Linked DNA regions of Homo sapiens: region 2 is linked to region 1. A link is an interaction called in ENCODE POLR2A ChIA-PET data of the cell type or tissue named here. Cell type or tissue: HCT116. All regions are shown on one strand. Links, peaks and the distances in the headings refer to the core of each region. The heading gives the core; the rest is flanking DNA. Region 1 overlaps LOC105369844 (a long non-coding RNA gene). Region 2 has its middle 120 kb from the start of PHLDA1-AS1.

Region 1 (16,939 bases), core at 5,296-10,295:
TTGAAACTACAATTTTCCAGTGTTTTCAGCTTGAAATAATCAATATGGCATATTTGGGTATAGTATGTCTTTTACTCCTTCATAGGAAAGAATCTCCATAATGATTTGGTAGTTTCAGCCAAAGAAGAGGAAATTGGGGTGCTAGTTAGATATATTTTTCTTAGCCTTATCACAAACTAGTTCTTTCATAATCTTCTAGTGTTTAAAAAGAAATACAGATCTGGGCCAGGCACGGTGGCTCACACCTGTAATCTCAGCACTTTGGGAGGCTAAGGCGGGCAGATCACTTGAGATCAGGAGTTCGAGACCAGCCTGGCCAACATGGCAAAATCCCGTCTCTACTAAAAATACAAAAATTAGCCAGGCGTGGTGGTGCATCCCAGCTACTCAGGAGGCTGAGGTAGGGGAATCACTTGAACCTGGGAGATGGAGGTTGCAGTGAGCCGAGATGGTACCACTGTACTCCAACCTGGGTGACAGAGTGAGAGTCTGTCTCAAAAAATAAATAAATAAATAAATAAATAATTTTAAAAAATAAAGAAATACAGATATCCAGTTTCCACACCCAATAATCTAAAATATGATCTGTTGGGGTGGGAATCTTCATTTTTTAACAAGTGTTGTCCTTATCATTCAGGTGGTTTAGACCTCACTGTTCCTTGAACAACACTTTGAGAAGCAATCCAGTAGAAATTTTGAAATATTGAAAATAGTTTCCTGACCTCCCTCTGACTTGGCTTCACAGGTCTGGTGACTTCAGGTTGGGAACCTCTGGAAGGGTGAATAATTGCCAACTCAATTCAGCTGTTCAGCCTTGGGCACTGCTTCAGTTGAAGCTCAAGAAGCTATGACTAAGTTGACCTTTTGTCATATCTCTTTTCCTCCCTGTTTATTTAAGTTACCATCTTAACTGGCTGCTGAAGTCAAAAGTGCTTTTGTTCTCTGCATGAATGGTTTGATTCACATCACACCAATATAGCTTCAAAGGGAGAAAAGTCTTTTACCTTTGGATAATCTTTCCCTCCCCCTACAAATGCCACAACTTGGCCAAAGGATTTTAAAGATTTTATGTTTTAACTATTTCAGACTCTTCAGGTTGCTTCTCTCTCCTTTTTCTTCTTGGAAGAAATAGGCCAAAAGAAATAACAACCACTTACAGGATTTTTAACAAAGGCGAATTCCTGCACTTAAGACAGCGATTCGCAAATTAGGAATTTAAAAAGAACAGATTACAGGAGCCACCTCCAGAGAGCCTGATTTGGGAGGTGTGGGATGGGGCTTGGGAAACTGTATTTTGATTCAGTGATTAGCTAGGTCTGTGAATCAACATTTTAGTGAATGAGTACCAGCAGATCACTTTCCCAAGTCTGGATGACCAAGAAGTGACAAATTCTAACTGAGAGTACTCCATTCTCTCCACTATCTCATGCTATGGTGATGATGGAAAGAAAAGGAAAGGAAGAAATCAAAGGCAGTCCAAGCTATCTGCTGTTTGTAGAACCTCATGTTCTGTCATTCACTTTTCCCCTTACCTCCTTGCTCATTTCATGTTTCAGCTGCCCTGGATTTCTTACACTACATGCATGATCACACATGATTGTCTTTTGTCTTCCTGCTTTTATACAAGCTGTTCTTTCAGCCTGGGATTCCTTTATGCCCAACTCCCTTTTCTCCCTGGTAAACTTCAAGACTCCATTCAAATATAACCTACTTTGTGAAGCTTCCCTAACACCCCAGGCTGAGTATATCCTTCCCTTCTCTGTACTCAATTAGATTTTTGTGCATGTAAGTATTGTGGTGCTGAGAAACTCATGTTCTACCGCCTGTAATTTATTTGAAATACTTCTTCATAGATGATATGATATGTATGTGTGTCAGTTAGTGACAAACTCTACATCCTACTGGCAGGTTGATAAAGTATCCTAAATAGGTACAATCTCAAAAAGTGATGAAGTGGCATTTCCAAGCTCCTATAGTCTACATTCTAGGAGAGTTATTATAACCTAATCACTTGGAAATACTATCTAAATTGAGATCAAGGGATAATAGAAGTATTTTTTCATAGGTGAAATGGATGGCATTCAGGATAATTATACTGCCCGGAAAGATAGTACAAACACCTCTGTCTTCTATGAATGGGTTATGAGAACCTGGCAAACCCAGCAATCTTGTGTTCACCCCACTTAACAGGAGCAATCTAGATTAGATGGTTAGCTGAAACCTGCTGCTGGAACATAGGCCCCTCTGCCACCAGAACACCCTTCATGCAAGGTGCTGTCCTGAGTGACTAAAAACAGAAGCTAGGACTTCACTGAGCCTGCAGGGACAGATTGTATGACAGTGCATGTATTTGATTGTTTCACATCCATGCTAATAAATGCATGCTTGGCAGAATTTGGTCTGAGACTTGCTTTTATTGTAATATACAAACAGTAGTGAGGTTGTGTGAGAGGGCACCAATAGCTCTCCTTTACCTCTGGGTTAAAGGTTTAGTAGAGGCTGCCAAGAGAACCCGACACCTATGAATGGCCAAATTGTCTTGGGACAGCAATCTTATTTATCTTTGTATACCTGGTGATGACAGTGCCTGATATAGTAAGTATTCAATAGATGCATTTTTTTGTCCTTAATTCATATAAATATAAAACAAAAAAGAAATTGGACCAATTTAATGATCTTCAACTGTTTTATAGAATTACATAATCTGTGTGAAGGTTTTGATTTAAGCTGTGAAGGTTTTTATTTAAGCAGAGTGGCAACGATCAGGTTGTGAATAACAGACAATTTCATTTATAGACTCTGCTTATTTGGGGAAGCTTTGAATAAAAATTACTAATACCAGCTTTCGATGAAGCCACTGCTTCAGGTGAAGTGCCTTTTGAATAGAAATAAAAATATATTAAAACAACAGTGATACATATGTTTTATGAAGTTTTTATGCTCCTCACCTCCCTCCCCAAAACACCACTATGCAATTGCCCCAAAAAAGGGCAGCTTTAAGAATAGCTGGTGGGAATGTATGACATACTCATTTGCAAACAGTGGTATTCATTGTTCAACACTGTCAAGAAAATTCATCTAAAGAAATTATAAGCCTAAAGAGTTCCTATATTGGCTATTTATCATTAGAGGCACTTCACACAATGAATAGGCTTTACAGGTTGTTAAGCATCTCCAGGAACATTGCTCACTGAAATTTGTCGGAAAGATGATTGAATGTTATTTAAGTAGAACTTTACACACAATAAATAGTACATTTGCAGACTGCTGAGAAAATTGATGAAAAGTATAATGTTCCATTTTGGACTCTAAACAAAAGGCAATCAATTAGCAGAAGCAGTTTGAATAATGTGAAAGAAACTGCCTAGAAACTCTCCTGCTGAAAGATCAGACTTCAGCCTGAAATAACTGCTTTTGCATTAAAAAGATCTGTGGCTTGGCATAAACACGACACAAAAGGGAAGTAAGAACAAAATCCATTTCTGGACCCGCATTCCTCCCCAGAGCTGGATTTCTCCTAAGCCCACCTTCTTTTCATTGTCTCACCTTTATTACGGGCTGCATTTCAACTTCCTATTGAGTCCACAGCCAAACTCTGGGCCAACCTTTCATGTATCCTCCCTAGCAGAGATTTTAAGTGATCTAAGGAGGGATTATTAACAAGACGTCTAGAGAGTGTTATTGATTTCCAGAACTAGGCTTACAAAAATAGGCAGCTGACCCCTGCTCTATATCAAGGGACCAAAGTTACTATTGAACAAGTCTCACACAAAACAGTTTTAGATCATGGACACATATTTACAAAAAATAACTATTATCTCACAGGTAATTTTATATTGCTTGTATATTTTCTTTGCATCATAAATTTAATGGATTTGTATATGGGGGAAATCAGAAGTCTTAGAAAAGAAGTTATATTCTAAAACAAAACCAAATACCACATTGAACTTGAGGGAAGTCAGCTAGGAAAGTGAAATCTGCTGATTATGTTGCTAGTATTTCTTGTAACTGACTTCAATTAATGAGCTAACTTACTGGATTGTCTGACACTCTGTATTTCCTCTGTAAAACAGACTACCTGAGGCCAGGCGCAGTGGCTCAGGCCTGTAATCCCAGCACTTTGGGAGGCTGAGGTTAGTGGATCACCTGAGGTCAGGAGTTTGAGACCAGCCTGGCCAACATAATGAAACCCCATCTCTACTAAAAATACAAAATTTAACTGGGCACGGTGGCGTGCACCTGTAATCCCAGCTACATACATTTATCTAAAAGGGAAAATGGAACTCATTGCAAGGAAGAAACTATTCTGTCCCTCTAAGATTCTGGCTGAATATTTATGCTGAATGATCAGTAATTTTGTAATATATTTCAGCCATTAAACACTATACAGTTGGCCATAACTGGTTGCATTTTTTTATTCTCCATTATGAATCCATTTATTATTATATATTTAATTAATATTGATTTTGAGATTGAGGGAATTGGGTGATAATAAAAACATATTGTATTTATTACACTGGATTTTCATTAAATAGTAACTTTTGTAGCAAAGCTCTTGTTTTTTATTAATATGACAAAAGGAAATATTATTATATTGTTACAATTAATCCAAGAGATAAAATATTGAAGGTGTGCCATGAGATTTTCCTCTTGCAGAACTAACAGAGGAAGAGTTATAAATAAATAGAAGTACTCATGTCTTCTGAAAATAAGATATTAAAGAAAGAACCAACATCTCCAGTTGGTTTTTGGAAAAACAATTCTCTCTTATATTTGAAATTATGCAGTTACCTTGTGTTTTTTCATCAAACATCAATTACTGTGTCAATTATGCCTACTTATTGTACTTGATCACAGTAGCTTATACTAATGTCCTATTTATAAATTTGAATTTTAGAAAGGACATATATGGGATTCAGTTTAGAAATAGAATATATTCAGGACTGATACTTCCATAACCTTTTTGTTTATCTTCCTGTGGTTCAATAAGAATGAAATTTGGAATGTTTATTACATTTTTATCTTCCTGATAATACTATTGATCTGTCAGCTAACGTGCTGTCCTTCACATGTGAAAATTACCCTTCTGGTTTGTTGTGAATCAAGTGTGAGAGCTAAGATGTCTTTTCTCTCCTGGTGCGCTACCTACCCATGTTCTCTTGCTGGATTCCCTTTTTGACCACTGGAATGAGAGGGCTGCCCAGTGAGTGGAACAGCTATGGCCATGAAGCAGCACAAGCTAACTGCTTCTTATGGGGATGGAACCCAGGCTGGCTTGGCCTTTTGAGCACTATGCCTTGAACCTTCTAGCTATTGCCTTAGTGAGATCCACTAGTACAGCTTCCTGCTTTGAATGATAGGAATTTTTCCACATGAAGATACCTGGTATTAGTAACAGGCTTCTTTGTATCTGAACACTCTCCCTTTTACTTGAAACTTGGAGGTATATTGACTTAATACTCACTTTAATTTAAAGTTATTTTTCTTTAGATAGGAAAACAATTCTGAAAATGCAAGACTAGATTTATTGTTCTGTCTCTTTTGAGACCTTTATGGATGATGTCTTTCCATGGAGGAAACTAGTGTCCTTCACACATAGAATAGGTGGGAGGGATGGAGGCATCCTTTCTGCTATAGTCAAAGCTTTCAATATGGAAATATGACTTAGTGAATCAAGCTGCCATGATGTGCAGGGTGTGCCTAAGGCAAAAGCTAGTCAAGAGCAGGCTGGTTTGCAACATTAGTGCAGATAGAGACATCCACCATATAAACCACTCTGCCTGGCCCATGCCATCATTGAGGGGCTGGTGGGACTGGGACAGGGATCCTAGCCCAAGGATGGTTGAAACACAATTTATGTTTGGAGTTGCAGCTTTTTTTTTAAGCCTTTCCTACTGAAATCCTATAATGAAATAATTTAAGTTTATTGCACCTTTATTCCCCCTGAAGGGAAACAGTATTTTATTTTATTTATTTATTTATTTTTTTGCTAACCAGGGGTCTACAGGGCTGCGGGTCTACACGTGGAAGGAATGTTACATCATTCACTTAAATTATTTATTTATTCAACACCTATTATGTGCCAGAGATTGTGCTTAATGCTCAGAATGTAAGATAAAAGGCAGAGATGGTACCTGCTCCCATGGAACTCACTACTTCACTCTGGATTAACTATGGAGGTCTATGAATAGATAAAAAACAAACATACGAACAAAATTTTAAAAATCTGTATTTATAGCTTGTGAAGGAAATAAAAACCAGTAGAGGGATCAGAGGTCTGTGTTGACACTGGTACAAACTTTTCCTGATATTGAGCACCCCAAGATCAGGATTTAGGGTACCCAGTGCTAGGGTACCCCGTAAGACACTGGAAAGAAGGGGTCACTTTCCTTGTCTCATTGCCAAGGCTCAGAGAGATGTCCAGTAGGCAAGGTGAACTTTCAAGGTGTTCTTTCTTTGTCATTTGCTTATAAGGAGAAAATTTGAATTTCCTAAGCTGTTTACTATCTCCTGCAGCTTTTTCCAATAATTGTTTCATATGACCCAAAGGTAATGTTTCCGTCAGTGTTCTTAGCACAGACATAAAGGTACTCAACTGTCACGTTAATGACTTTATGTACTGCTACGTTAAATGGAAAATGTACCACTTGGATGAAACCAAAGACACCTGAAAATGGGGTTTAGAAAATTACACTGTTACTATGGCAATATCATCTCCTTGGCGGTTGAAGAAAATCATTTAATATAGGTATAAAACCCTAGTAAATATTGGACAGCTTTATGGAAATGTAATAAACTGTAGTCATATATCAAAAAGCACTAAAACTCATTTTGCATTTGTGGCACACAGCAAAATTATAATACAGATGAGGACTAAATGACCTATAAATGTTAAACACATAGTTAAGCATAGAATATGTCACCCAGAGTCTTCGCGGTTTTTCTGTGCAAAATGTTCAAGTCAGATCCAATTGTGTGGAGAAACACCTGCCTTTTTCTAAGCCTATGTATATTTTGGCCCCTTTCTGGGGCAGAAAGGCAGAACAGAAACCATATCCATTTGCTTGCAGTTAATCAGGTAAGATATCATGTGAAATGAGCAAGCCTCTGTCCTCGGATATGAATTTAACAAGGTAAATGCTGATAACATTGTTACCCTAGTCCTGTTACTGCTCAGTCTGATCCAAAATATAATTGCATTTTATGTTGTATGACACATAGTCTAGTTTGTGAGGAAACCATTGATTTTACTTGAAAGACATAGCTGTTGTTTTGTATTTTTTCAGACGGCGCTGTAAGAAGCTGAGCTTAAAGGTGCTTTGAATAACAGTCCTGGGATATAAAAGCTTTTACATTTGTAGGGAGCATTTTATCCTGCAAAGAAACAGATTTCTCCCCAGCAGATGGTCCAGATTTCCTGCAGAAAAAAAAAAAAAAAAAAAAATGAAAGGGACAGGGTCTTTCTAGGACACAAAGAGGAGGCATTTCCAGCTAAGACATTGAAGGTGAATGTGCATATTTTTACCATGTAATTCAGGCAGCTACTCTGTGATAATCAAGGTGGGGTATACTGCTTACTCACAAGATGGCCAAAGTGAAACAGTCAGTCAATTATCATATTCTCAAAATGCAAAACAACAGAATTGACTGATGGTTTTCATTGAGTCAGCTAGTGAGCTAAAGCAAAGTCATCAAGCTAGGGCAAACCAAAGGCACTATTTTTACTTTTTATGATTCATACTCCTAGTATCCCACATGTGACTTTGAAGGTTTCCATGGTCTTTTTCTTTGATTCCTATGCTTGAGAAGTTCTCAAAGACTCTGGCTCCAAATTCTTAAGGCAGCTTTTGCACTCTCTTTCAGCACTGGTTGCTCCGCTTTCCAGCTCTACAGGGACATGACTCAATGCATATTCCTAACCTCTTTTTAGGACTCTGTTGAATCCTATACTTGCTTAAAGGAATCTATTGCATGGAAGAATTAAGAGCAGTGTTTCTTGAAGAACATTCTTAGGTAAAATTGTTGGCTTGGCAGGGGACAAAAAAGACAAAGAACTGCAATATAATTAATGTAAAATGATTGGTTGTTGTACTTTCTATTAGAATATTACATTTGAAGTGAGAAGTGGTGAAGGGATGATGCCGTACAAGTAGATAATGATAATGAGAACACTGATGGAATACTTTTTAAATGCTAGGCATGAAGAGTTTTACATGGATCATCTCATTTGATCAGTAAAAGTTTTAAGGCGGGTATTAGTTTATATTTTTCAGAAGAGGAACTAAGTTAAAAAAAATAACTTGCTTAAGGTCATGTAACAATTAAGCGGTAGTACCAGGACTCAAACTCATGTCTACTTGAATCTAAGTCCAAGCTTTAAACCACTACACTACGCTAAGGTAAAACTAATCTAGCTGTAGCTCTGTGCAATATACCAATCCCTCTAATGGAAACAAAGGGAACTATAATTAACCCCCATCATAGAATTAAAACTTAGAGCATCTTTGCGCCACTAAATCCCTGAAAGGCCATGCACATTAGGGCTGTCCTTGGGGAACAAGAGAGCTGATGCAGAGCTACATGAAAGATGTCAGAAAATTGATGGTCAGCCCAGCTCAATACTAAGTTAGAAAAGTGAAAGTGAACAGTGAGCTGGGAAATAAGACCATTGATCAGAGGTTGGAAAGAAGGTATAAATCAAGACATGGCTAATGTGAATATAGAAAGTTTGATTCTGACTGGATGTTGCAAAATCAGAAATCTGGCTGATGTCCAATCCCATTGGGACAGGATCAGCAATACCTTAAAGAACCTTGATAGAAAGAAAGTGAGAGAGAGAAAGAGAAATTAATTTGCATATGATGTATTCTTATCATTTAAAAATTCGAACATTCAGGGACATTTTTTCAAAAGAAAATTTATCATAGTTTCAACTTTGTAAAGAAAATCACAGTTGTAACATTTTGATATATTTCCTTCTAGACTTTTTCTCCTCTAGGTAAAAGATTTGCATACTTCTACACAAATGTACCAAACTATATATGCAGTTTAGTGTCCAACTTATTTCTTTTAATATAATGTCTTCTACATTATTATAATTTTATAAGAATTATTTTATCTATGTAATAGTCTGTCATTTAAGTATACAGTTATTTGCTTTTTCCTTTGATTACATATTAGAGAATTAGCATTTAACAATTTTAGCTGGTATCAATATCAATTGTCTGATATTTATTGCTTTTCCTTTCCAATTTAGGACTATTTCTTCACAGATACCCTAGGTAGAATTTGTAGGTTGAAGGTTAAAGACAGGTTTTTTTGTTGTTGTTGTTGTTTTGTTTTTGAGAAGTAGTCTCGCTCTGATGCCCAGGCTGGAGGGCAGTGGTGCAATCTTGGCTCACTGCAACCTCCATCTCCTGGGTTCACGCCATTCTCCTGCCTCAGCCTCTCAAGTAGCTGGGACTACAGGTGCCCGCCACCACTCCCGGTTAATTTTTTGTTTTTGTATTTTTAGTAGAGACAGGGTTTCACTGTGTTAGCCAGGATGGTCTCGATCTCCTGACCTCGTGATCCGCCCGCCTCGGCCTCCCAAAGTGCTGGGATTATAGGCATGAGTCACCGCGCCCGGCCTAAAGACAGGTTTTGACCTTTGACACATATTACCTAATTGTTCTCACTTCTTTCAGTAGTGTTTAAGGGTACTTTTTCACTATATTATCAGCATTAAGTTTTTATAGAAAGAAAAAATATTATCACAAATATTAGGCAGAAAATGACAGTGTATTGATTGAAAAATTACATATCTTTGACTTCTAGTAAGCTGGATATTTTTCCCTAAGATGGCTAGTTATTTGCATTTCCACTTTTTGTGAATTTTCTGTGCACATCCATTTCCCATTTATCTTTTGAGATCTTTTCCCCCGTCTTATTGGGAAGTACATGTGGTACATACGGAAGAGTGTATAAAACATATGTACAGCTTGAAATATAATTCTACAGAGGACTGTGCGACCAGCCCTCAAGTTAGGAACCAGAATGTAAAACGTTGTTTCCGCATCTCCCTTCCTGCCTGCTAGACCATCGCCTTCTCCAGTGTTTCCTCTTCCCGCCTCCCTCCCTCACCCAAAACATGATCCTGACTTTGGATCATCAATCCCTTGCTTTTCTTAATATTTTTATTACCTATGTAGGGATTCATAAACAATTTAGTTTAGTTGTGCCTGTTTTCGAACTTCATAAAAATGAAATCATACTCTGAACTCCTGTGAGTGGATCATTTTGCGTAACATTTTGTTCATAGGATTCATTCATGTTAATGTGTGGAGCTGTGGTGGGTCGCAATAATTATTCTATCTATTTATTTCAGCAATTTCAAATATGATAGAAAATGTTCTCTATCATGTTTAAGGCAACTGTTTTCCCAGTTTTAAAAAGTTTCTTATAATTTTGGTTATAGTTTAACACACAGACATTTTAGACGTTTACATAGTAAAATCTATTGAACTTTTCCTTTGTGAATTCTTTTATTCCTTTGAAACTTAGAAGGACCTTCCCCTTCAGGATGTTGATAAATATTTGCCCTTATTTTAGCTCTTTCATGCTTTGATTTCTTTTTTTGAAAAAAAAAAAAAAAAAACTTTAGCATTCTAATCCATCTGTATTTATTCTGGCTTATGGTTTGATTTGACATTCAGATCAATTTTCCCTCCAAATAGGTAACTGCTTATTGAGTAATTCTTTTCCATGCCCATTGGGGCTGCTTTCTTTGCGTAGCAGAGATGAGACAGAGCTGTATTTATAGATGTAAGGCAAGAAAGCAAGTAAGTCCAGGCACAGTGTCGGACAGAGCGGGAGTGATTTAGTGTAAAGTTACTTACTAGCCATGACTTGTCTTCCCACAGACTCTATTTATATGAGAAATGCACTTCTACCATTGCTATTTTGTCATTTTTGTCACTTGCAGCTGCACCTAATTTTAACAAATTCTGATTCACCCTATTTGCTCTTAATCATTAGACAAGAAATGCAGCTTTTCCTTCTCTTTGTGTGTGTGTGTATATATATATATATATATATATCTAAGCCTCTAAAATAATAGATAAGAAATATTAGACTTTGTCTCAGTCTTCAGTGTTAAACTCTGCAAAGCCCTTTTTTGGCCATTGCATTCAGATTGCTTTTTCCTGATTTGCAGAGTTTTCTTTTGGCTTCCTGAAATGTGTCAATGTTCCTCCAGCCTGGGATTAATTCTGTGTAGAATGGAGGATTGTTTTGTATTTCTCTTAATATAGATTAATTTTATTTCTTAATTTTAGGGTGGTGTTGGTATCTTTTGGTTGTTTCTTAAATGAGCATAACAGTTGTTAAAAAAAATAAGGTTATACTTTTCATTGGCTTATTTGTTCTTTTCTGACTTGTGTGCATTCAAAATCAATAAATGATATTCTGGCCTAGAGAATCACTCATCACTTGGTTCCTTGTTGTGTACACAAGAGCCAAAGAGCATAATAATAATACTGGGAGGAGGGCCAGAGAGAAGATGATGAAAACTGCACAAGAGACAGTGGACATCTCTGCTTATTAGATCAGGTGTCTAATTCAATAAAATGATTTTTTAAATGTGTGTGTAAATTAATGTCTCATGGTCCTGAGCAGAAGATAATTATGTCTTCATTTCAGTCAGAATTTCAATTCAGAAATGGGTTTCGGAAGTAAATATTAAATACTAAATGAACACTAGCTCAGAGTTTGCCTACTCGTTGCTTCTCAGAGAAAGTGAGATGAATTACAGGTTCTATTAAGATGGCTTGCTTAGTTGAGTAATTGGGACTTTTGTGCTTTGCTTGCCTATTTCCTACTCTTTTTCTGGATTGAGTTGTTTATTTGGTTTACATTCCTCTAAACAGAATTCTTTTTTAAGCATCAGAGTAAATACTGGTTCACATCAATAGACACATAAAAAGTTATTGAAGAGTCCGAGTGGTGTGGAGCATGGAGTTTGGAATCAGGAACACCTGGTTCAAAGCCCACTTCTACAATTTACAAGGCACTTGCCCTCAGCCAATCTATTTGATATCTCTGAGTCTTAATTTCCTTATCTGTAAATAGAAGAAGTGGTATCTTATTTCCAGTTTTGTTCTGATAATTTTTCTTTATTGCAGGATTTCCAAGTTACTAGAATATGGGTAACCCATAAAACAACTGGCCATATAGTGCCTACTGATTATATGGTGACTGGGGCATAGTAAGCACTTACCAATTACTTGTTAAATAAAGGAGTGGCAAATACGTGTCTACGCCTCTATACTTCATATTTACTTTCCCTTAGAACTCGCACAGAACAGACATGTGTGTTGCCATGAATGGCCATGATGGTAAGGATGGAGTTGGGAGGATGGATAAAGATTTCAGGTGTGAGACAGGATGTAGTGTGTGTGTGTGTGTGTGTGTGTGTGTGTGTGTGTGTAAAAATCCAGAGCCCATCAAAAGACATCTGGTTTGCTTTGGTATTTCACTCACATAAGGAAATGTAAACAGAGGGCTCTGTTTGGATTGTGACTTTTAAAAGCTATCAGCCTATTTCAGGTATCAGGTAGTTTATAGTTTTGACATTGCCTCTACCGCACTGAGAGATATAAACCCTCTCAGGTGCAGCATTTTCACGTTTAGACTTTTTTCAGGATTCTGAGCCAGGGGAAATAAACTGAAGAAATTAAGTGGGGCCAACAGATTGTGCATAAAGATGGCCTCCTTCCTGGAAGTAAGAGTCAGGGAACTCCCTCTCTCCCAAACAAATGGGTTGATGTTCCCCACATTCACCATCAGGAGAATTTGAGTGAATTACTTCAGAAAGCTACTTCACAAGAACTTTGTGTGATGGTGACTTCCTTGATTACACATCTGTGAAATTCAGTGTGTCTGCAAACCACAAGGTTTAAACCACAGTGTTTAAAGCACACACATTTCATTGAGGTACAAATTGATTGGAATCCATAGCTTCCCTTTAGCTCCATACCAACCAATTTTTATTAGGATGCTTTGATTATATGTCTGACCTTTTTTTCTCCCCTCTGTCTTCCATCCTTTCCTCTCCTTAACTAGATAAAACAAGATAATATGTAAGAGAGAAACTTTTCTTTAAAGGCAAAGTACTATATCCACATCAGAATAATAACTTATTGATTTATTTAGCCACCCAAATTAACCTGCAACTTGGTCCCAAAAGCAAAACACACTCAGAAAAAAAAGGTTTTTAGACTTAAAACTTTTTTTCTTCCTTGTGAACTTTATCTTTGCAACTAAACATACTGAGAACATGTGCTTCATCTTTTCTGATACTTTGTTCCTTTGTGTTCTTACTGCACCAAATTGGACTGTGGCATCCCTGATTTTATAGCATTTCTATTGTCACTGCATCTGTAGCTTGGCTTACACCTCAAAGGGCTGAAGTGTGAGATGAACATCCTGCCTGAGCTATGGATGATGGTATGTCTAAGAAAGAAAATAACATGTTCTCTACATCTCATGACTGTCCTTGAATCATTTGATCACAGTTCATTTGTCTTTTTATTCACTGAGAAAACATTTCATAAATCTGTGTGAGATTTATTACGAGATTCATTAGTTTACCATTTCATCTATTTCATCTTCAACATTTTCACATTTTAAATCTAAGAAATATTAAAATTAAGAAAATAATCTCCTTTTCTTTAGACATGAAAGCTTCATGGCTATTTTTTTTTTTTTTTTGACACAGAGTCTCACTCTGTTGCCCGGGCTGGAGTGCAGTGGCGTGATCTCAGCTCACCGCACTCCACCTCCTGGGTTCAAGTGATTCTCCCGCCTCAGCCTTCTGAGTAGCTGGGATTACAAGTGCTCACCACCACACCTGGATAATTTTTGTATCTTTAGTAGAGACGGGGTTTCACCACGTTGGTCAGGCTGGCCTTGACCTCCTGACCTCATGATCTGCCCTCCTCGGCCTCCCAAAATGCTGGTATTGCAGGCATGAGCCACCGGGCCTGGCCCTCATTCATCCTTCCAAGACCCACATTAAATACCATTTCTTCCATGAAATATTTTCTAGCCCCATCACCCCAATCAGATATGAACCTTCTGAAACCCTAGTATATTAATTTACATCAATATTACAGAACATATATCACTACTAGCATTATTATATTGGTATACTTACTTTTGCTGATAGGTTGTGCAGCTGCAATGTTCCTGGCATTATGCTAGGCACTTAATTTACATTATTTCATTCAAATTTTAGGATTTCACATCAACTCTATGAACTACATAGAATCTCCATTTTATAATTTAAGACACCAAGTTTGAATAAGTTGCTCAAGGACAAGTCTTAGATTCAAATCCAGATCTATTTTCCACCAAAGCACATGCTTTCTCTATTAGACTATACTGCCTTTTGTGGTGAAAGGCTGTCTTACTTAGTTGTATGCCTCTTGTAACTCCTCAAACAATGAAAGTGATTTGTATGTAGTGGGCCTGGGAGGGTGTAGGCTGGGAGCTGCCAGCATATATCATGTATTATGTAAACCCTAAGATGGAGGTCAAAATGGAGGAGCACTGAACCAAGAAGAGAGACTAGGTCTGGGTGACATTACTTTAGCATCTGCATCAACCCAGTCCTATCTTTGAACTGTTCAAGTACATGAACCAGTATAGTCCAGTATGTATTGGATTTACTGTTTCATAATTTTTCTAAAACGATAGATCAGGGATATGTTGTAGGCTTTGATGTCACCAAGGTATTTGACAATTTGTTAAAATATGTTCATGGACAAGAAGGTGAATTGTAGGTTGTCTAATATATACTCAAATTATGTTTACCATTTCATCTATTTCATCTTCAACATTTTTACATTCTAAAATGTAAAATGATAGCACTCTGGAAAGGTTCTCTTTTTGGTATTTCACAAATCTTATCAATGCCTTAGAAGAAAATCTAGGTGAGCAAATATAAACTCTTATAGATCTTGAAAATAACGCTTGTACGTTGGATACCCAAATTCTAAATAGTCAGGAAGCACCTCATCCAATATGGTTATGGATAATGCACAGGAAAAAACCTAGGATGTTTAGGTTAGTGTTGGAAATCAGAGAGGAGGTGACAGAGTCTACCTGAGATTTTGCAGGGCAAGGTTAAAGGCAAGAAGCCAAGGCCAAAAAATACCCAGAGGCAGCATTAGCAATAAAACCATTCAGATATAGGTTCATATCATACTCTCGTCAATGAATAACTGTGGAACTTCAAGAAATTACTTAATCAATTACCCCTTGTTTCTGCACCTGTAGATACCTATCAACTGGGCTGTTGAGAAATAAGGAGGGCTGTTGAGGAATAACGCTTCCTATGTGGAAGTGTTAGATACACAGTAGATGCTCAATACATATGATTTGTTTGAAAGCATATTATGTACTAGGAGCTGGCTAATAATATGCTGGGAGCAAGGAGGGAAGGCCAAGGACCTGGGAGGCGGGGAAGCAGGAACAGTCATGAAGATGCATGAGTAATTCTGCAGAACATGATCTTTCTCATCTGGGAACAAATTTTTCCCCCATAACCTCTTAAGCGATCCACTTAGCACCTTGTAAGAAGGAAAGAACAAAGGTGATATAATCAATTTAACAAGGGTTAAATGTTAAGTTCCATAATAATAATAATAATAAAACCACCATTTAGATAATTATAGAACACAGTAAATTTGGTGGTGTAGATCAATAATAACTTGATTAGAGTTCATGGAATGATACTGTTTCTAAAATGTTTGGCATCCTTAGAATGTTTTGATAGAAGCAGAGGGTACATAGTCTAAGAATTATTAACTATCTTACTATTTGACCAGAGCAATTTAGCTGGAAACAATTTGATCAACATAACCTTGGTTGACATATTGATGCAGTTGAAATAGATATTTCCCAGTCATAGATTTTTGGAACATTGGTAATTTTTGTATCTAATTTTTAGCCATTGAATCTTACTCTGACTTAATTTTTCGAGTGAAAAGTTGGGACAACACCAGTGTTAATATTGGAATTCTTCATGGTTTTGAAGAGTACTTATCTTTTACTTATTATAAAAACAGAAACCCATTATAGAAAAGCTAGAAAATACAAGCAAAAGAACAACAACAAGAAATGCATCTTTTTGCCCACCCTTAGGTAACCACTGTTATTATCTTGGCTTATATCATTCCAGGTTCTTTTCCTTGCCTTTCATTGATCTGACAAAGGAAGGGACTGTGCTGCAAAGTAGTGAGCTCTCCGTTTTCAGAAGTTTTCAAGCAGAAGTAGGAAAATCTATCAGAGATGTGTCAGAGATATGGTATAAAAGAAAGGTTAAATTTTATAATGTCTAGTTTTTTTCAACTTTAGGATTCTAAGAAAAAAAACGATAAATGCCATTGTAATGCTCACAAGGATTGTTCATTTATATTGTATTTGTGGGATTCAGCTGAAAAATAACTTCTAAAATTCCAGCTCTGATTGGTAATTCATTCTGTCGTTTCTGAGGTATTGGCTTGAACGCCTATATTTGATTTCTGTGCTTGAGTAAACCCACCCACTGGCCAGACTGAACCCCAGTGTGTTTGACATTTTCCCTTTTGAACAGCATCCAGCATAATGTAGCTTACTGGAAAAAATCTACACAGTGTGACTCAGAAAGTCATGCAAGCATTTCTTTCTGTGGAATTCTTTATTTTTTTTTCCCAAAATGAAAATAGATCACATTATTTGAGGATAAACAAATCTGAAAGTGTTTCCAGTAATATCTTTTTATGTATAAGCTGCTGAAGATTAACTAGCAGTTCTTGGCTAAGATCTTGCTTCCTACCTAAATATCTCAGTAAATGCTGTCCTATTGAAATAAAATTCAACTTTTCAAAGTTTCCAACTGGAAATAGAAAATGAAGTC
Region 2 (16,939 bases), core at 7,940-12,939, 150 kb before region 1:
GAGTTCAAGCGATTCTCCTGCCTCAGCCTCCTGAGTAGCTAGGATTACAAGCACCTGCCGCTGTGCCTAGCTAATTTTATTTTTGTATTTTTAGTAGAGACTGGGTTTCACCATGTTGGCCAGGCTGGTCTTGAACTCCTGACCTTGTGATTCGCTTGCCTTGACCTCCCAAAGTGCTGGGATTACAGGCGTGAGCCACCAAGCCTGGCCAGCATTTTTTCTTTTTTTTTTTAAGGAAAAAAATTGTATAGAGCATAGCAAAAGTCAGCACGGTTTCATGAAACTTGCTTCAGTTACACAGCCACGTGGGATTGTAGACTTGAGTGTGATGTGAAATGCATTTCTTTCTTGTCTTTGAAACAGAGTCTCGCTTCGTCACCCAGGCTGGAGTGCAGTGGCGCCAACATGGCTCACTGCAGCCTCAACCTCCCCAGCTCAAGCAGTCCTCCCACATCAGCCTCCTGAGTAGCTGGGACTACAGGAATGCACCAACATGCCCGGCTAGTAAAATGCATTTCTTACAGAGGGTCCAAAGAATCTGAAGCCATTGTTTTAAGGCATTCATGCTTTCTGGGCTGAATTTGAAGTAGCATATACTCTCTTTGTAAGATCTTAAATCACTCAGTTTACCACTGAGCTTACATTTCCAGAGAAACCACTTCACCTGACTGGTAGGGAATCCATAGGGCCTATTTTGGGTAGGCTGGAAGTAAAAACTTACTAGATAAAAGAGCTGAAATAAGAAATTTAAATAACTATTTGTACCAACTGTACCATCTGCTTGCCACTGCTCCAAACTTTTACCCACTTGCTTTTGGTAAAGAGGTCACCTGCGTATTTAAAATATCCTTTTGTAATGTATTGGGAAGGTGCGAGAACATATGAAAATGGTTGTCAATGGAGATGGAAGGGGCTTTATTCTCACTTAAGAGAGCCCTGGGAGGAATAAGGTTTTATCTGGATCAGGTATCCAATTGCATTGGATAAACGTGGCCTGAGGCAGGATAAAATTTAAAAACACAATAATAAGCCTCCTGGTGACATCTCTGTTCCTTTTATAGTCCCTCAGCTGGCTTGTTTGCAGGGTGCAGGATGGGTGACCACCTGACGTGCTTATGTGGTCAGTAAGTTATCTGAATAGGGTCTCTCTAGACCCCCTAGAATTTGTGGAGCTGGGTTGTATCATAGGAAATGCAAGCTGTGCTGGTGTTCACAGCTAGAGAGGAGAATGGTTGGATGTGCACCTGGCTCTGCAGGAAGCCCATCTCAGGTTATTGCTGAGGATAAGAAGCTGGCACTGGAATGGTTGGAAAGGCTGTAAGAGCTCCACATGCCACCTGGCCCTTTTTGGGTATGTGGTGCCCAGACCTGAGCTGCTATTTAGTCTGACAAAGATAGAGGGATTTTTTTTCTTCCCCCTGTGGGCAACCTGCCCTGTATTGTACAGAGGAAGGCACAAAGAGATCAGTGATTTATAGACCCTCTGTAGGGAAAAAAGAAAAAAAAGCAAAACAAAAAAAGTCCAATAAACTTAAGCTATACTTTTCCATCAGCAGCTGGTTTTGCCTTTCTTGGAAATAGCGTTTCTTGTATTGAATCCAGCTTTAGAAATTCCTCCTGTAGTCTGAAGACCTGTCATCAGACAGGTCAATGGGTAAAGCTCATTGAAGCTGTTTTTATCTTTATTCTGTCCAAGATCTTGCCTGCTTATCCTCTCAGACAATATAATGGTTCCCCAGACTCAGGAGTTGGTAATGGCTTATGAAAATATATTGATGTCCTATTTGGAAACTGACCTTTTACTTTTATCCTTGTTATCCTTTTTCTTCTTCCAGTCTGTTATTTGAGATGGCTGGGACAAAGAAATGCAAGAGGGGGGACCACAGCTTGCTGGGATCTCTCCCACCTCCAATAGGCCACAGGCCATGTCTGTACACTTAGTCAAGGCCCTTTGAATATGTTTTCTGCCAGTTTGACTCCTTTTTCATGTGCAGACTTAAAAAGAAAAGTAAACTGACATCTCATTATGGGAGGACTTCACCTTAAGTATGGACATCAGAGGGAGGCTTTGACAGAAGTATGCCTCCTGACTTCTTTTCCCCAGGATCCCAGTCTTTACCATAAGATCTTTGAATTGTTGCGATGGTGGTAGTTAGAAAGTGAATAAAGAGGAGGCACATTACACACAATGGATGAACCCCTATAACTTTTCATTCAGTGGAAGAGGCTGGTGTAGGGGAGCGAAACAAGGCTTCCCCCTACCTGTCTAGGTTCCGTGTCTGGGCTAGAAATTAGACATAAGACAGATGAACAGGAGAAAAACATATTTATATATGCATGGGAGTCCCAAAAACTATGAGACTCCCACAAAATATGGAACTCCATGAAGAGTGAGATGGTTGAAGCTTATCTAGCATCCTGAGCTACAGAAAAAATAGGGACCCAAGATCTCTGGTCGGGGAGCCAGCAACAAGCCTCGGGGAGGGTAAGGGGAGGAAATGCATGGTGAACAAAGACCGTCCTGCTATGCAGATAGAAAATCTTCAGGTAAAAAAAATTATCTCAAAGCAGCCTTCTTGCTTGTACCAATAATTTACTACTATAGATTTTCTTTATAAAAAAATTTCTTTTATAGACGTAAATTTATTTTACAAAAGGACAGTTTTTCAGAGCTATTTCTATGTTAGCAGTTTCTCAGAATAACCAGCTCAAAATGAGCGAAAGAGGTATATTTTGGGATGGCATATTCTGGTCTCCTACAGTCGTATTTTGGGGTGGAATATCCTGAGCCCCAACAATGAACACTCATGAGGGAGAAGGGGATGGGTAAGTTATGCCTTGATTGTTAAGTTGCTGGAATATCTAGGCCTCTTGATTTCTTGTCCTCCTGCTGTTTGGTCATTAACCCAGCTGCCCAGGAATTCAGTGGTGAAAAGATAGGGGGGTAAAATTAAAACAAGTAAGCATTTCTATTAGAGAGTAGACAAATCTGATTTTATTTAAAAAAAAAAAAAAGAAAGAGTTTAGCTCAATTTTATTTTTCACATGGTGAAAAGAGGGTGTCCTCTTAGTCTTTTCTCTACTTTTCAGTGACTGCATTTTAATAATATGATTTCTCAGGATATCTGACTAGTGAAGCATTTCCTGACCCCAGTTACTGAGGCTAATTGAGAGTTAATTATATGTCTGCTCATTATTTTGCTTACTTCCTAGTCTGAAAACAACAGCAATTGCTCACACTCTAGAACTGGGCCAGGAAGTAGCATCACAGGGTATGATGTGAGATGTTAGAACAGCTCCCTCCTCACTATCTTTACCACCGCCTAATCAGACTACCTGGAATTATACCATTAGAGAGATATTACGTAGGCTAAACATGGCTTTGTTTTTCTCAGGAAGAGGCAATCTTATAAATTTTTTTTTAAGTTTTTCACTTTTTCTTTTTTAAGTTGGTGTGCATTGCAAGTTATAAATCTAGTATTTCTTCCTAACAAAATTTTATTAATTTATAATGCATTTTTGGTTGATGATATATTAAGCTATTATTAGTTAATCATATCAGAGTATAAAGTATTTCAGGATTTTGCTACTGAAAAGCTACCTGAGACAAAGCAATTGTAGAATTTAGAATGCTAGAAGAACGAGGGATGGAAATAGCATAATATAGAGTATGTGCAGGCTCAGGGATCTAGCTGTCAGGTAGGAACAATTTTTTCTCTACCCTCTTATATTCAGTATATGGGGACCTTCAAATTAAACTAACAAAAGACAGATCAACAAAAGAAAGGGCACATGATTTTATTAACATTTACATGCTTGGCTGTTCACAGAGCAGAAGTGAAACTCAAAGAAGTGATTAAACTTGAGTGGTTATAGACCCTTTCCTTTTAACAAAGGAAAAAAGGTTTGGACTTCAAAGTATGATAAATTGTGGGGAAGTGAGTAGGAAGTGTGTGGTAGGAACTAATGGAAGATAAAGGCTATTTTAGTAAGGCCTATTTATGCAAACTCTTCATCTTTGATAAGACTTTTAGGTAGATAAGTGGAAGACACTAGATCTCTTCCTGTATCTTTTGATTCTCAATTGCTTTCAGCTCAAAATAATCCTTATGTCAAAGTAGCATATTTTGAGTAGCATATTCTGATCTTCAGAGGCAAGTGAAGGGAGTGTTACACGCAGTTAGATGGCTTTAAAGACCCCAAGGCTAAATTATATAGTTCCATGACATTTACCTAATATTGAACCTATTCCTTAAAACGTGAATGTTGGGTGACCCCTGTCTTAATGAATAGACATATGACTTTATTCAACCAATTTGAGGACATAATTTGTATCCAGACTTAATGGAAACCCTGTCTCTATTAAAAATACAAAAATTAGTTGGGCATGGTGGTGCATGCCTGTAATCCCAGGTACTCAGGAGGCTGAGGCAGGAGAATTGCTTGAACCCGGAAGGTGGAGGTTGCAGTGAGCCAAGATCGCACCACCGTACTCCAGCCTGCGTGACAGAATGAAGACTCCATCTTGGAAAAAAAAATAAATTTGGCTTGGTGCGGTGGCTCATGCCTGTAATCCCAGCACTTTGGGAGGCCGAGGCAGGTGGATCACGAGGTCAGGAGATCGAGACCATCCTGGCTAACACGGTGAAACCCCGTCTCTACTAAAAAATAGAAAAAATTAGCCGGGCGTGGTGGCGGGCGCCTGTAGTCCCAGCTACTCAGGAGGCTGAGGCAGGAGAATGGTGTGAACCTGAGAGGCAGAGTTTGCAGTGAGCCGTGATCGCGCCACTGCACTCCAGCCTGGGCGACAGAGCAAGACTCTGTCTCAAAAACAAACAAACAAATAAATAAATAAATAAATTTTACTATATACTTTGTGATATACTGGCAACCTCTTTAATATCTAGAGATGAAATATTATAAAATCAGGACTCATTTGTCCATTATATATACACTATATATGCAACAAAACAAAATGCACAAAACACACAGAAAAAATGGTGCCTGAAACTACTGAACATACTAGCACATTACTCTTTGCAGTTCCTTCCTTCCCACCTCTTCTAAACCTTTGAACAGGTGTAGTACCATATTGCTCACAGAGGTGGTTTAACAATTCCATTTCCAAAAGACAATCTTTCCTATGAATTTTAGCAAAAAGGTATCTACAAAGTGATATTTTACTACCTCTACATTTAATAGATGTTGGGCACTTCTAAACATCTAGGTAGACTAGATGTTTTAGATAAGGAGTTAATTTGTCCTCTATATACACAGCAGTCTTCAATAAACTGCACACATATAACAATAGTTATAATTTGAAAGAGCCTTCGAATATGAACATTCTGGCCTAGAACCTTCCTATCTCCTTCAACCCAGTGGGTTATAATGCTCGGATTTTCAGAAGAGAATCTTTCCCAGGAATTTTAAAACAAAATATACAAAATATATTAGTTTACTAATTGTAATTTTGTCACACACTGACAACCTCTTTAACATCTGGAAAGACTGGGTGTTGTAAATTAGGACTCATTTGTCCTTTGTATACATTATATACACAGATAAATAAAACAAACGCACAGACATAAGGGATGATGGTTAATCTTGCCTCACTAAAAAGCACAATGGCACAGAGCTCTTCACTCTTTCTTCTCCTCCCTCCTCCCTTGAACCAGTGCCCAAACACAATGTATATTACTTAAGAGGTGGTTTGGTCATTCCCTGCCCTGCCCCCACCCCCACTCCCCCAACCCTGCCACCCCAAACCGACATATCATATGAATTTTAACAAAAGGATATTTACGGAATGTTAAATATACTTTATTGGTCAGTGTAATCCATATGTTACTTTGTTTTCATATACACCCTGGGGCAATTAGTTAGCATTTGAAATACAATGTGGGTGGTTTGCACTTGAAAACATTTTTTATTACAAAAATATTGCTAATTTTGAATGTGTGATAATGATTTTAAGATGTGGTTATATTATATTTTAGAGCTTCATACTAATGCATCTGTGGATGATATGATGTGATGTTTGGATTTGCTTCAAAATAAGTCATTGTTTGGGTTGGGTATGAGGGGAGAGGAAGACTAGCTGGATAGAGATGAACAAGATTGGTCTGGGATTGATAATTGTCAAAGGTGGGTGATGGGTTAAGGGCGGTTATTACTGTAGTCTCTAGTTTAGAATATATTTGAGATTTCCATAATTAAACCTATTTTTAAATCATAAAACAATAAAAATAAGTGTATGAAAGAACCTACTTACTGCAAGCACTTTGTTTCTGATTAGCCCTGAAGGATATGGTAATTGGGGTAAAGGATATCAGAAATTATTTTCCTTTTGCTGAAACAACAGCTGTTCATAAAATGTGAATTGGTAGAATATTGTACAGGCATCTCCAATATCACAGGAATAGGATTTAAGAATCTGGCAAAGGTAGTAGACTCCCTTTTGAACTGGTGTTCTAGACCTAGGGTATACTGGGTCTCTTGTCAGGTGCTTAATAGAGGATTTTATCTTGATTCTAACCAGAGGGGAGCTGTACCTGCCTGCTACCAGAATACTGTCTATATTAAGCTGTTTTTGCATTGCTATAAAGAAATACCTGAGATGGGGTAATTTATAAAGAAAAGAGGTTTAATTGCTCACAGTTCTGCAGGCCGTTCAGAAATCATGGCAGCATCTGCTTTTGGAGAGGCCTCAGGTAGCTTTTACTTGTGGTGAAAGGCAAAGTGTGAGCCAGCATCTTATATGGAAAGAATAGGAGAAGATGGGGGGGGTGGGTGGGGATAGTGCTACACATTTTCTAAACAACCAGATCTCATGAGAACTCACTCTGTATAAAGAACCAAGGGGGGATGATTCTCATTCATGAGAACTTTGCCCCATGATCCAACCACCTCCCACCAGGCCCCACCTCCAGCACTGGGAATTACATTTCAATATGATATTTGGGTGGGGCACCCATCCAAACCATATCACTGTCCCATATGCTGCTAGTGAAATTTGCAGGCAACAGTCTTTTCAGAGGCCACAATCGTCAGTGCACTGAGAAGTGCACTGAAGTGTATTGAGTTGAAGAACAAACTCCATGACTCTTGCACCTGCTTGAAAATGAATGTTTGTGTGCTTGCCAGATTTGCTCATATGGCCTATCAGAGAGGTTAATGGAAAGGAGAACGCTAGGCCTCACTACAGACACAGGGAGTTTTAAATAGCCCTTAACTACAGACACAGGGAGTTTTAAATAGCTACTTTGGCTTGGGCTGGGCTCAGAGCGGACACTGGGTGCATCCTCCCACTTCTGTGTTAGGCACAGCATGTCTGCCACAAAGTGAGGGCTCGGGAATACCTGGACAACAGCAGCCCCTCAGGAGTGGTGTCTGTGTAAGCCCAGGGGCAGCACCCTGCTGCAGCCTTCCGCAGTCACCTCTGCTTAGGCCTCCCACAAGTGGGAGGGAGTGGAAGGAAAAAGGAGTGGGCACATTGACAGCATTTTTGATAACACCTGATACTGCCTAGTGACTCACAGAACAATCTGAAGGAAATAGCAATTCTGGAAAGGGGTCCTGAAGTGTGTGGGTAGAAACAAGAGTGAATGAATTGGTGCAATTACTCTTGATCTGACTCCCATGTGTACCCTTAGCTTTATAAGGCTTTGGCAAACTTGTGTTACACAGATTAATATGAGTTTCTTTTCTTTTTTTTTTTTGAGACGGAGTCTCATTTTGTCGCCCAGGCTGGAGTTCAGTGGTGCAATCTTGGTTCACTGCAACCTCTGACTCCTGGGTTCAAGTGATTCTCCTGCCTCCGCCTCCCGAGGAGCTGAGACTACAAGCATGTGCCACCAGGCCTGGCTAATTTTTGCATTTTTAGTAAAGATGGGGTTTCACCATATTGGCCAGGCTGGTCTCGAACTCCTAAGCTCAAATGATCTACCTGCCTTGGCTTCCCAAAGTGCTGGGATTACAGGCATGAGCTACCATGCCTGGCCGAGATGAGTTTCTTATTCATCTGTACATTGTCACTAATTTAAAAAATGTGCGTATGTATTTTATGTAAAGTCATGTATGGCTGAATGATGGGGATACATTCTGAGAAATGCGTCCTTAGGCGATTTTGTGATTGCCAAACATCATAGAGTACACTTTCACAAACCTACAAGGTATAATCTACTACACACTTAGGCTTTATGGTATAGCCTATCACTCCTAGGCTACCAAGCTGTACAGCCTGTGACTATGCTGAATACTGTAGGCAGTTGTAACACAATGGTATTCGTGCATTTAAACATATCAAAACATAAAAAGCATACCTAAAAAGTAAAAATACAGTACAAAAGATAAAAAATGCTATACCTTAGCTGGGCATGGTGGCTCATGCCTGTAATCCCAGCATTTGGGGAGACTGAGGCAGGTGGATCACGAGGTCAGGAGTTCAAGACCAGCCTGGGCAAGATGGTGAAACCCCGTCTCTACTAAAACTACAAAAATTAGCCAGGCGAGGTGACGGGTACCTGTAATCCCAGCTACTCGGGGGGCTGAGGCAGAGAATTGCTTGAAACCGGGAGGCAGAGGTTGCAGTGAGCCGAGATCACGTCATTGCACTCCAGCCTGGGTGACAGAAAGAGACTCCATCTCAAAAAAAAAAAAAAAAAAAAAAAAAAAAGCTACACCTGTATAGGACATGTACTATGAATAAAGCTTGCAGGACTGGAAGTTTCTCTAGGTGAGTTAGTGAGTGGTGAGTGAATGAGTGAATGTGAAAGCCTAGGACATTACTGTACACTACTGTAGATTTTGTAAACACTGTACGCTTAGGCTACACTAAATTTATACAAATATTTTCTTTCTTTAATAATAATTAACCTTAGCTTACTGTAACTTTTTTACTTCATAAACTTAAAAAATTTTTAAAAACCTTTTAACTCTTGAAATAACACTTAAAACACAAACACCTTGTACAGCTGTACAAAGATATTTTCTTTCCTTATATTCTTATTCTATAAGCTTTTTAAAATTTATTTTTACTTTTTAAACTTTTATGTTAAAAAAGAAGACACAAACACACATTAGCCTAGGCCCACACAGGGTCAGGATCATCAGTATCATTGTCTTCCAACCTCCACATCTTGTCCCACTGGGAGGTCTTCATGGGCAATAACACACATGGAGCTGTTATGTCCTATGATAACAATGCCTGCTTCTGAAATATAATACCTCCTAAAGGACCTGCCTTAGGATGTTTTACAGTTAACTTTTTCTTTAAATAAGTAGGAGTATACTCTAAAGTAACCATTAACATATAGTCATTTATTATCTTTATCAGTATTATGTACTGTACATAATTGTATGTGGTATACTTTTTTTTTTTGAGATGGAGTCTTGCTCTGTCATCCAGGCTAGAGTGCAGCGGTGTGATCTTGGCTCACTGTGACCTCTGCCTTCTGGGTTCAAGTGATTCTCTTGCCTTAGCCTCCCGAGTAGCTGGGATTAAGGCACCTGCCACCACGTCTGGCTAATTTTTGCATTTTTAGTAGAGACAGGGTTTCACCATGTTGGCCAGGCTGGTCTCAAACTCCTGACCTCAAGTGATCTGCCTGCCCCAACCTCCCAAAATGCTGAGATTGAAGGTGTGAGCCACCATGCCCAGCTATATGTGGTATAGTTTTATACAACTGGCAGTGCAATAGGTTTGTTTATAGCAGCATCATCACAAACACATGAATAATAAGTTGTGCTGTGATATCACTAGGCAATAGAAAATTTTCAACTCCATTATAATCTTTATTTTTATTTTTAAAATTTTTAATTTGAGACAGGCTCTCAATCTCTTGCCCAGGCTGGAGTGCAGTACACAATCATAGCTCATTTTAACTTTGAATTCCTGGGCTCAAGCGATCCTGCCTTAGCCTCCTGAGTAGATAGGACTACAGGCATGTGCCACCACACCTGGATAATTTTTTAATTTTTTGTAGAAACAGGGTCTTGCTATGTTGCCCAGGCTGGTCTGGAATTCCTGGCCTCAAGGAATCCTCTTGCCTCAGCCTCCCAAAGTGTTGGGATTACAAGAATGACCCACTGTGCATGGCCCATTAAATCTTACGGGACCACTGCCATATATGTAGTCTGTCACTGACCAAAACATTGTTATGCAGCACATGACTCTGTGTGTGTGTGTGTGTGTGTGTGTGTGTGTGTGTGTGTATTTAAATTAATATATCTTGAGTACCTGTTAATGTGTTGGGCTCTGCTTTTGTTAACATGATCTCACCTGATCTTTAAAACAACCCTACCAGATAGGTGTTAACTTTTATTATTATTATCATAAAACTTTGGCTCAAATAATTGGAATGATTTTTATTTATTTAACAGATATTTATTGAGCATCTACTAGGTGCTAGGAATCATTTTAAGCGCCAAGGATTCAGAGATACATAAAGCAGGTATTGTCTCTGTGCTCAGGAAGCTGACTGTGATAAATAAGCAAACCCATAGTGAGATAATTTCAAGTATTATTTTGAGTGCTGTGAGGCAAATAAATAGGTTCATGCATCTGAGAGTAGCAGATGGTTGTGGGGGTCACCACTATATAGGTGAAGGGAACAGCAGTTACAAAGTGCTGAGGCTTTGCTTGAGGCTTTCTGACTTTTCAAGGTCACCCAACTTGTGAATGACAGCTCTGGGTTTTAATCAATTTCTGTGGAACAGCAGGCAGCAGGGGCATGGAAAGTTTAGCTTATTCAAGGTGAAGACTTGAGAGTTATGGGAGCATGTTAAAATGATATTTGCAGGGCTGGAACGGCTCCAGAACACCTGGGCTGTGAGGTCCCCCATCACCACGCAGAGCACCAGGGACTTCAGAGGAAATATTTGTTTTAATCATTTCTGGAAATGGGATTGCTGTTTGATATTTTCTCATTCTGTTTGCCTGACAACCACACAAGAAATCAGACTTTTTAAAGGCCTCTCTTGCCTAATCAACTAGATGCTTTGGAAAAAAATTTGCCAAATGATAGAAATATTTCTCTTTCAGCTTAACTGCTGACCCAGACTAGTGAAAGAAATGGCCTTTCAAAGAATAAATCTATGAAATTCCATTTCTGGGGCAAGTGCCTTGATTTGCATTGAGCATTGTTGTAAATGTCAACTGTCCGGCTCCCACTGTCAGCTTGAATGGCCATCAGTGTTTACCCTCCCAAGATAATTGCACTAACTTATTCAGCACATGGTTGGAGGCTGAGGCCATACTGTTTCTTGTTAATCTCAATCACGTCCCTCTTTCCTCCTTCCTTTTTCTCCTATGAGGCACTCCTAGATTTTTCAAGTTTATGATGAAATACTAAATTCTTCGCTTAGCAGGGCTGTTAGATTTCCTGAGTTGCCTTGCCGAGCCAGTATTCCCATGGCTGTTCCTGAGAGCAGGTGGGAGAATGTGAACCCGTTGAAGAGACTGAACAAAGGGACAAGCAGTGGCAATTTCCTTCCCTCACCACTGGAAGTTGATGTGAAGAGCCAAGGGCACAAAATTTTTCCAAATCAAAAATACCAGAATATACATGCTGTCTTGTTTATCAGTATCCCAAGGACCCAGAACATAGTAGATGTTGAGTAAATATTTAGTGAATGACAATCACAGCAAGTTGTCTCTGCTAGCTTAACCATCCTCCCATGGCCTCCTCAGTCCCTTCCTCATTGGACACTGCTGGATTTTTGCCAATTGTGTTCTCTTGAGGAAGGGGTTGAGGGGACAAAGGGAGGAAAGGCTGGACATATTGCCTAGGCTTGATTGGCTGCAGCCATTGTGACTCTTTTCCAGCTGCAGAGCATTTTGCATGTGAGGAATGATACGGAAACATGCCTCCAGCAGCCAGCTGGCTCCTCACCAGTTCTTTGTAAATACCAGCCAGAGGCAGCTCTGGTCTTCTGCCAGGATAGAGACAGTGAAAGCAAACTTCACAGGTTCCTCGCCCTCACATGGGGCTCATCAAGACCCTACAGCTGTTGTTTCAGCTCCAGATGAATTCTTTGTATTTTTACTTTAGAGAATCTACTAAGGAAATGTCATTCCCTCACTTCCCTCTGCCTATATATGTTTGCTTTGGCAGAGAATCACTCTGTGTTCCTCTCTTCTCCACTCTCATCTCTTTGATCCAAATGTTCTCTCCTGCTGGTTTCTTCTTGTCCCTGGAGGTACAAAACACATGTTTGGTTTGGTAGAAACATTAGGAGAATATCTGACTGTCTTCAATTGCTTAAGGGGGGGTCTTGATTAATATAGCTGTGTGTTTCAAAATCTGTTTTACCTGTTCTTCTATCAGCAGCATTATCATTAGCCAGTCTGGGAAAGACGCTTTATATAAATGAAAGATTTGGCCCAATTTCTAAGGAGTAATTTTACCGTGTTTTGTAGCTTTTGAGACTCATACATTTTCATACTTTAACACCTCAAAATTTGGGAGGCAAATTCTTTCTTATCATAGATATAGGCCATGCATTGATCAGTAGTACTGTTTTTTCTTTTTTGGTAGCTAAAATAATGGTGTGTCTTATAATAGATGGAATCTTAGATTTGATGAAATGCAGTAGTTTATTTTGGCCAAAAATATCTCAATTTATTTATTTATTTTTCTTTTGGTTCTTGATTTGGAGATTTATTTTTCTAGTTATTTTTTTTTCTATTTGGTGTTAATCATTCAGACTAATCTATGAACTACCTATTTCTATAATCAGCCCATTTTAAAATGTGTCCATCATGATAATTTTAAATATATATAGATAGATTTATATAAAGGAAGAAAGGATCCAGGAGTGAGAAAGCCGAGGTTCTAGTTCTGCTTTTGCTTTAACCTTGGATAAGTAATTACCTTTTGAGCTCTTCTTTCTTGGCTATAAAATAATGGGTAAGAATGCAATGATTGCGAAGACTTTGATTTCATTGTGGCTCCTCCTCCCTGTTGGTTGTTATTCAGAGTCAAAGGCATGAGATGGGTAGCAAATTTGGTTAATGTCTCCTCAGAGTAAGTTTATGTCATAGTGACTTGCGAGAACCTGTCATGCCAGACCCAATTAATTTTCTCTGTGAGATAATGATCCCATTGCATGAACAAATGAGAAGAGCTAATAGTTGAGTGCCAACAGAGTGCCAGGCACTGTGCTATCTGCTTGCTATGGGTTGAATTGTGTACACCCCCAAAATGTTGAAGTCCTGATTCCCAGGGGCTGTGGCTTTATTTGGAAATAGGATTGTCTTAGTCTGTTTGTATTGCTATAACAGAATACCTAAGACTGAGTGGTTTATAAAGAAAATAGATTTCTTTAGCTCACAGTTCTATAGGCTGGGAAGTTCAAGGGGCAAAGCACTGGCATCTGCTCTGCTACTGGTTAGGGGTTTTGTGCTGCTTCCACTCATGGTGGAAAGCAGAAGGGTAGGCGCATGCAAAGAGGTTACATGGCAAGAAAGGGAGCAAGAGAGAAAAACTGGGGAAACCAAACTCTTTTTAACAAGCTACTCCTGTGGGAATGAATTCATTCTACAGAGAACTAATCCAGTCTCAAGAGTGTGAGAACTTACTGACTACCTCAAGAATGGCACCACGCCATTCATTCATGAGGGATCTGACCCTCCTTACCCAAACACCTGCCGCTAAGTCCCACCTCCCAACACCACCATATTGGGGATCAAATTTCTACATGGGGACAAGCAATATCCAAACCATAGCAGGTCTTTATGGATGATCAAGTTAAAATGATGTCATTAGGACTGGCTTTAATCCAATATAATTGTCTTCTTAAAAAAAGAGGAAATTTGGACATAGAGACAGACAAACACACAGGGATAGTGCCAAGTAAAGATGAAGGCAGAGATTGGGGTGATGTGTCTGCAAATCCAGAGCACAAAAGATTGCCGGCAAACCACCAGAAGCTAGAAGAGATGTGTGGAAGATTCTCCCTCACAGCCCTCAGAAGGAATCAGTCTTGTTGACACCTTGGACTTCTGGCCTCTAGAACTGTGAGACAATCCATTTCTGCTGTTTAAGCCACCCAGTTAGTGGTGCTTTATTATGGCAACCCTAAGAAACTAATACACTGCTGTAGACAGACTGAATCATTCCATCCTCAGAATGAAACTATCCATTTATTCCCCAATGTGCTAGCACTAAGGCAGGAAGCAAATGGAAAATGTTTGCTCTCGTGGGGCTTATGTTCTAGTGAGAGAAGCCAGATAAAAAACAAACAAGTAAATATGTCATATGTCAGATGATTAGACATGCAATGGAGAAAAAAATAAGGCATGATAAGGGAGACAGAGAGTGTGTGGTATGGAGGTGGTGGTTACTGATTTATATAGGGGAGTCTGCAAAATACTGTGTAGAAAGAATATTGCAACTTCACAGCAACCAACATGAAGGCATGCTCTTGACATATTCACCAAACAAGTTTCTTTTTATTATTTTTAAAATATTATTTTTTAGAGGTGGGGTACAGTAGCATGATCATAACTCGCTACAACCTTGAACTCCTGGGCTCAAGCAATCCTCCCACCTCAGCCTCTTGAGTAGCTGGGACCACAGGAGCATGCAACCATGCCAGGCAAATTTCTTTATAAATCTGTTTTGTTTTTGTTTTTGTTTTTTTGAGACAGGGTCTCACTCTGTTGTTTAGGCTGGAGTGTAGTGGTGCAATTATGGCTCACTGTAGCCTCCACCTCCAAGGCTCAAGTGATCCTCCCAACCCAACATCCTGAGTATGACTACAGGCATGCACCACTATTCCTGGCTAATTTTTTATTTTTTATTGAGATGGGATCTCACTATGTTGCCCAGGGTGGCCTCAAACTCCTGGGCTCAAGCAATCCTTCTGCCTCAGCCTCCCAAAGTGTTGGGATTACAAGTGTGAGCCACTGTGTCTGGCCTATAAATCTGTTTTATGTGTGAAAAGCTTAGACATGTGGAAGTAGTTGCCTAGGGTTATATAGACAGCAAATGGAGGAGTTGGCATTTAACCCAGATATGTAACTGCAAGTGCATACACTCTTAATCATGACAAAGGCTTTTTGCTCACCCTGTCTTTATTGATTTCAGTATAATTTATGTTCTGTTTAGCCAGAGTCTAGTTGTAGAGTTTCTGTGATTAGGCAAGTAGAACATTTCCCTGATGATTCTCCCAGAAGCGTAGTTTCCAATGACCTGGTATCAATGTGAGGGGCAAATGTCAAGTGGTCTTATCGCCCTTGGAATCATTGACGTCTTGACTAAAGGTGTTGAAGGTGTGCTTATTTAGCCTATAGGTGATGTAACATCAAACAGACCAGTGTGATATTATTAAATAGGAAGCACAACCCTAGGCAAACAGGATGAAATCCAATTATATAAGGGTGAGAGTAAGGACTTATATAAACCATAAAAATAATTATAGAATTGGCTAGCCACCATCACTGCTTTAAAAGACCTGTGGGTCAGGGCTGATCTATGATCAACGATCATGATCATTGCTGATCATGAATCAGCAATATCATGTCATTGTGGGGGAATAAAGCTAAGACCATCCAGGGCAGATGTAATTCTTCCTCTATGCTCTGAGTACATCAGCCATGACTGTGCTACAAATAATATTGCTCCCTGAACTTAAAAAGAAAAAGTCTCAAATATTAGTATTTTAGTTTAGCCAATAAAATTGGCAAAGTTAAAAAATAATCCGGCCGGGCGCGGTGGCTCACGCCTGTAATCCCAGCACTTTGGGAGGCCGAGACGGGCGGATCACGAGGTCAGGAGATAGAGACCATCCTGGCTAACACGGTGAAACCCCGTCTCTACTAAAAATACAAAAATTAGCCGGGCATGGTGGCGCGTGCCTGTAGTCCCAGCTACACGGGAGGCTGAGGCAGGAGAATGGCGTGAACCCGGGAGGCGGAGCTTGCAGTGAGTCGAGATCGCGCCACTGCACTCCAGCCTGGGCGACAGAGCGAAACTCCGTCTCAAAAAAAAAAAAAAAAAAAAAAAAAAATAATCCTCTGTGTTAGTGCTAGTTTGAAGCAAGTATATTTTCATATACTTCTGATGGAACTCCTAATGATACCACCTTTCTACAAGGCAATTTGACAACATGTATTAAAAACCTTTAGCTGTGAATATTCTTGGAGCAATTCCAATTTCAGTATTTTTTTTTCTCAAAAGAAATCACTGGAGACAGATGCAAAATTTAGCTACAAAGTGTTTATTGCAATATAATTTATATAGCAAGATCGGGTAATATGGTAAAACGTTGGCTAGGCACGGTGGCTCAGGCTTGTAATACCAGCCCTTTGGGAGGCCAAGGTGGATGGATCATGAGGTCAGGATATCGAGACCATCCTGGCCAACACTGTGAAGCCCTGTCTCTACTAAAAATACAAAAATTAGCTGGGCATGGTGGCCCGTGCCTGTAGTCCTAGCTACTCGGGAGGCTGAGGGAGGAGAATCGCTTGAACCTGGGAGGCGGAGGTTGCAGTGAGCTGAGATCGCACCACTGCACTCCAGCCTGGGACAGAGTGAGACTCTGTCTCAAAAAAAAAAAAAAAGAAAAAAAAGAAAAAAGAAAAGGTAGAATGTTATATGGCTATTAAAATCATGATGCTAAATAAGAATTTTTAACTGTTTTCAGTTCATACACCCTTTTGGGCATCTGGTGAAAGCAGTCAACTGCCTTCTTGGGAAGAAAGCACATACGTACCTACATAAAATTTTGTCTGTAATTTTGTGTATAATTTCATGGACTATGTAAAGTCTATACACAGACTCAGGTTGAAGATGCCTACCCTGTAGGGGTAATAATTAGTGACAGGGAAAATAGTCTCCAAAGCACATATGTGCATTGGCTTATGAGACTGGAAGATATACGTCAAAATAGTTATTAGCTCTGAGAAGCAGGATTATGGGTTTTGAAAAATTTCTCC

The links. ChIA-PET counts read pairs that join two places held together with the same protein. Peaks named below come from ENCODE experiments on the same cell type or tissue, not always from the same donor. Only the 100,000 strongest peaks of a DNase experiment are listed, where the experiment ranks them.
Region 2: POLR2A ChIA-PET joins it to region 1 with 5 read pairs; 2 of 35 experiments call an interaction of 5 or more read pairs at or near these places.

Annotation. Positions count from the first base shown.
Region 1 is chr12:75,750,865-75,767,803 of GRCh38, reverse strand. All of the region lies in intron 1 of LOC105369844 (a long non-coding RNA gene), which reads left to right. Among named protein-coding and RNA genes, the nearest start is that of KRR1, 250 kb to the right of the region's middle. In HCT116, for the core only: no CTCF peak of the experiment used is centred there; a DNase peak (open chromatin) is centred at 7,723; H3K27ac peaks cover 5,000 bases.
Region 2 is chr12:75,904,230-75,921,168 of GRCh38, reverse strand. No RefSeq gene overlaps it. Among named protein-coding and RNA genes, the nearest start is that of PHLDA1-AS1, 120 kb to the left of the region's middle. In HCT116, for the core only: no CTCF peak of the experiment used is centred there; no DNase peak of the experiment used is centred there; H3K27ac peaks cover 4,548 bases.